Linked DNA regions of Homo sapiens: region 1 is linked to region 2. Evidence: read pairs that join two places in POLR2A ChIA-PET (ENCODE). Cell type or tissue: MCF 10A. All regions are shown on one strand.

Region 1 (2,500 bases), 340 kb before region 2:
TGTCCTGCAAGCACAGCTGCACATTAACTTTATGATCTGGACAATAAGCATACCTACCTCATGCTTCAGAGGGAGACACTATGTCAGTCTTCCAAGGCTATTTGATATACAGACATCCTTTAAAGATAGTTCAGAACAAAGACAACCAGTGCCTCTGCTCACAAGATGTTCGGAAATATGAGAGACCCATGGAGAATTGTCTCCCAATATTTTGGAACAACTTGGGAATGTGAATCTTTTTTATTGTAAAATTTATGAAATCTAATATAAATCAAGTATTTCCAATGATAAGTTAACATTCAAATTGAGATATACTGTAAGTATAAAATTCACAATAGACTTTGAAACCTTAATATAAAAAAACTATTTCATTATTATATTAAATATGTGTTGAAATGACAACATATTAGGTATATTGGTTTAAGTAAAATTAATTTCACCTGTTTACTTTTTAAAATGTGACTACTAGAAATTTAAAAATTTTATATGACACTCATATTGTTTCTATTGAACAGCTCAGCCTCAGGCTGTCTAATTTTTACTGGACAGCCCTAGAATGATTGAATGACTAAAGACTAGAAGTTGGAAGGGGCCTTTGCCTGAGTCCTCTGGAAAATAGAGACTCAAACAAAGCTTAATTGTTAATATTTTGGGGGGCGAGGTTCCATCTCAGAATAGTAAGAGTGTAAGAAAAGGGAAGTGAGGCTGAGAAAGAGGGGAAGAACATTTGGGCAGTTACTGGAAAAGCCCGATCCCATTTGCTGTGGCATGGAACTTCATCTGAGTCTGTAATTTCCCGACGACAATTAACACTGGGCATGGAAATGGTAAGAGATGCTCCACTGACTCCCTTCGGTTCCAGACATATCCTCCCTGCTTTAATTAGGTAGTAGTAACTCTAGCTCAGAGTTCATTACCCTAGCCAGTGCATTAACTCCATTTTTCACCTGTTTGCTCAATAGAATGAGTAACCCAAAGTGACTCCACTTGTTACACTTATTAGTCATAACTTCTAATTGGGTGGAACTCTATACCTCCTAACCTAGCCTAGTCAGCAGTTTCAGGGTCAGGATTATCTCCAGCAGTAGCAGATCTGCTGATGTCATGACACAAGTGTTTGAACAGCTTGCATGATTGTCTTGACCTGCTTGTAGTTCTGGTCCCCACTCAAAGTATATAGTATTTGCTTTCTCCAAAATCCAAAGAAACCCAGAAACCATTATGCCTCTTTCTTTTTCTTTCTTTCCCTCCCCTCTCCTCTTCCCTCCCCTCCCCTCCCCTCCTCTTCTTCCCTTTCCTTCTTTTTTTTTTTAAGACAGGGTCTTGCTTTGTCACCCAGGCTGGAGTGCAAGTGCAATCACAGCTCACTGCTCACTGCAAACTACACTTCCCAGGCTTAAGCAATCCTTCCACCTCAGCCTCCCAAGTAGCTGGGACTACAGGTGCACACTACCATGCCTGGCAAATTTTTGTATTTTTTGTGGAGACAGAGTTTTGCCATGTTGTCCAGGCTAGTCTTAAACTCCTACGCTCAAGTGAGTTTAAGTCTTAAACTCCTACTCCTCCAGCCTTGGCCTCCCAAAGTGCTGGGATTACAGGTGTGAGCCACCATGCTTGGCCTATGCCTCTTTATTTATCATAGATGGCGCAATATTCTACCACCCGTCTTTACCTTATAACACATGTATTGGATTGTTGTATTCTTCAAAATTTCAACAATATGGTAGGCCTCTGAATCTCTATGGAATTATTTCTCACTATGTACTTACTTGGGCATGTAGGGTATTTGCCACTTCTTGCTCATAAGTCACATTAGCATCATGCCACTCATGTAGTCGACCAGAATTATGTTTTGCAGAATGTCAAGATGAAGTTACCTGAAAATGATGACGGAACAAGAGAAGGAGAAAGCAGCCTGGATCACATATCGGCTTTGGCCTGCTTCTTTCCTGTTCTATGGCTGTGACCTGTACCCTCCCGGAACCCTCCTTGGAAGGAACAACTTGGCTAACCTGATTAATGCTTAGCTGCCAAAAGATTGAGTTCTCAATGAAAATCATATGGTAATTTTAGTAATACCTTTGTGTATGACCTTGAAAAATACAGACACAAATTTCTAATGCATTTGAGGAAGTAATAAAGTTTTAAAGAGTTAGAGGGTGAGGGAAGGAAGCAGCTTTTTTTATCTGAAACTTGGCTGTCAATGATACAGAAGGGCTGGGCTCCCAGCTAAACCCCACCCATATGCCTGAAACTGCGGCCCCAAGTGAAAACAGCTGACCCCGTTTTTCTGCCCAAATGTTACCTTTTTGGCCTGCCATGCTCCTATCCTGTGCCCATAGAAGACTTCAGCTGGCAGAGCAACACAAGTGGCTGAGCAGCGAGCAGAGAAGCAACTGAACGTTGGAGACTATGGATAGATGTGGCTAACTTCAGACAGGGCTGCTTCAGAGAGGGGCAGCCGGGCTTCAGGGAGAGAGAGATCATTTTCCCGACCGCT
Region 2 (2,500 bases):
GGTCTACAGTAAGTTTTAAGCAAGCTACAAACTCTATTTCCCTTCAGAACCCCAAATCCTGTTATTCTCACTAAGCCAAAAACATTAGCAGCTAATAGATTTCAACCCCTAAGTAACCCCCTGCCTTAGACTAATGGCAAGATTTCCAAAAAAATTTTTTTGTAGTCAAAATTCCAGATTCTGAATCAATAGAAAAGAAAAAAAATTTCATCCTCCTTGCTTTTTAGTAGGATCCAGAAATCAGAAACAAACTAAGTGTGATAGAGCAGTTCATGCTTCTTTCTTACCAGATAAAGGACTGACATGTCAACATTGGCTTCCTCCAGGCTTGACAATGCCTGGGTTTCTCTGGGTGTATGTGTGGCTGTATCTGTGTGTGTGTACAGACTATTCTGAAGGCTGAGCAGATGATTTGCAGATGTATTCCAGACATGCACAAGGTTGGAATGCATCAGTCATGACTCTGCATTTCTATAATGTTTGTTTTTATTTGTAAATGTTCACTCTATATTTTCCTCTTCCATGAACCTCTCTGAAATAAAGTTTTTCTTGATTAATTTCCTTTAAAATCATTTGTGTTAATTAGGGAAATTATTAAAATCTGAAAAAGACCTAATGCTATGATTTTGTAATGTGAATTTGAGGTTAGAACATTTTAAATTAATGAATCTCTGGTAAAGATGAAATATTTGACCTCTTCTGTAATTAATAAAATTTCGTTGCAGGATTAGGTAGATATCTGGTCAGATAGAGAAAAGACGACTTTAAAATCTAACATCTTCTCTTGATTTATGAAGAACCCTTCCTTATTTGTTTTCTTCCTCCCTCCCTTCGACCCTTCCTTCCTTTCTGTCTCCTACCCTTCCTTTTCTGCCTCTCCACTTTCATCTCCCCCTCCCTCCTTACCCTCTTTGTCTGTGTCTTTTTTCTTTTTTTAAAAAGATGATCTCAGTTTGGAATAAACATTCTTGCGAAATTAGCCAGGAATTTTGCCAAGCTTAGTGTGTACACGTCAGCTGTTTTCTGGAAAATAATTGCACCATGTGACAATGTCTATTATTTTAATTGGTACTGAGGAATGCCTCCAAGATATTTCATCAGGTCAGTATTTCTTACACAGGCAATGGCTTTTTATTTCCTGATGTGCTGATTAAGCAGATAAATAACAGTTTGACATGCTGTATAGGTGAACAAAATAATTGCTATAATTAATAAGCCAGAACTCAAAGAAGTAGTAAACCATTCTTCCTGTATACAAAAGGCTTTAGGACCTGCAGCCTGAGGAAGTTGAAGTATTCAAATTACCCAAAGGAAATGTTAACCCAACTCTACAAGCATGGGAAGACCACTCTCTGGGAAGGCCCTGATGTGTCTGGGGAGCTCAAAGTGCTTTGTCATACAGTCTCTAAGCTTTAGCTAGTCATCTGGGGTCTGTTGCATTTCCAGAATACTTGCATATGTTTGCATACTAAATTCAAGAGGTATTAATTTCAAGAGCTGAAAAAAAGAGTCACTTTGTAAAACTGTATGGAGAATACATGTTCAGAAATTCGTGAATCTGAAAACAAAAATGTGTTTAATAGTGATAGAGGTGGTGGGGTGGGGAACAGAAGGATTATTTCCTCTTTCCACAGCTGTTCCCCAACATTACTGCAGGGTGAACTAAAGATTAGAATAAGAAGTGTTCCTCTGAAAAGGAAAATATTTAATAATTATTATGCTGTGTCACACTGTAACAATGGGATTTGGGGATATAACAAAATACACATTTGTATACTGTTTTTGTCTGTCTTCTGTGTGAGTAAAGGTGGTTAGTCAGTTTTATTGTGAGACTTTGTAGAGACTGGGAGGCCACACCCCTGTGGGTAGACATCATCTCTGGTCAAGGGAGTGCTAATCCCTGAGGTCAGCCACTCGGAGAAGAGGAGATTCTTAGCTGGGAACTGGACTAACAATGGTTGGAAGAAGAAATTCCCCTCTTCGAACTCGACTAACATGGGTGGGAAAAAGAAATTTTCCTGTTCTTCTGGGTCTTAATCTCTTAGTCTAAAAAATTCAGAGATACTGTGTTTGTACTTAGGAGAGGTGGTGTGTTAGGCCATTTTTGTGTTGCTATAAATACCCGAGACTGGGTCATTTATAAAGAAAAGAGGTTTAATTGGCTCTTGGTTCTGCAGGCTGTACAAGCATGGCACCAGCATCTTGGCTGGGCTTCTCAGGGGCCTCAGGGAGCTTTGCAAGCACATCACATGGCGAGAGTGGGAGCAAGGTGCGGGGAGGTGCCCTACAATTTTAAATAACCAGATCTCGTAAGAACTTACTCATTATCACAAAGTCGACACCAAGACATGATGGATCTGCCCCCATGACCTGAGCACCTCCCAGCCGGCCCCACCTCCAACCTTGGTGATTACATTTCAACATGAGATTTGGGGAGGACAAATATCCAAATCATATCTGGTGAGTTCTACGATAGTGCCTGTCACTTACTTGGATCCTA

What was found. Peaks named below come from ENCODE experiments on the same cell type or tissue, not always from the same donor. Only the 100,000 strongest peaks of a DNase experiment are listed, where the experiment ranks them.
Region 1: POLR2A ChIA-PET joins it to region 2 with 5 read pairs; 3 of 35 experiments call an interaction of 5 or more read pairs at or near these places.

The regions. Positions count from the first base shown.
Region 1 is chr4:102,779,151-102,781,650 of GRCh38, reverse strand. It overlaps LOC102723704 (a long non-coding RNA gene), which reads right to left. Exons shown (of 5, transcript NR_125932.1): 3 at 2,306-2,500; 4 at 1,770-1,877. It overlaps LOC124900743 (a long non-coding RNA gene), which reads left to right. Exons shown (of 2, transcript XR_007058208.1): 2 at 1,859-2,500. Among named protein-coding and RNA genes, the nearest start is that of MANBA, 19 kb to the right of the region's middle. In MCF 10A, no CTCF peak of the experiment used is centred here; a DNase peak (open chromatin) is centred at 1,040.
Region 2 is chr4:102,437,933-102,440,432 of GRCh38, reverse strand. All of the region lies in intron 2 of NFKB1-AS1 (NFKB1 antisense RNA 1), which reads left to right. Among named protein-coding and RNA genes, the nearest start is that of NFKB1, 62 kb to the left of the region's middle. In MCF 10A, no CTCF peak of the experiment used is centred here; a DNase peak (open chromatin) is centred at 982.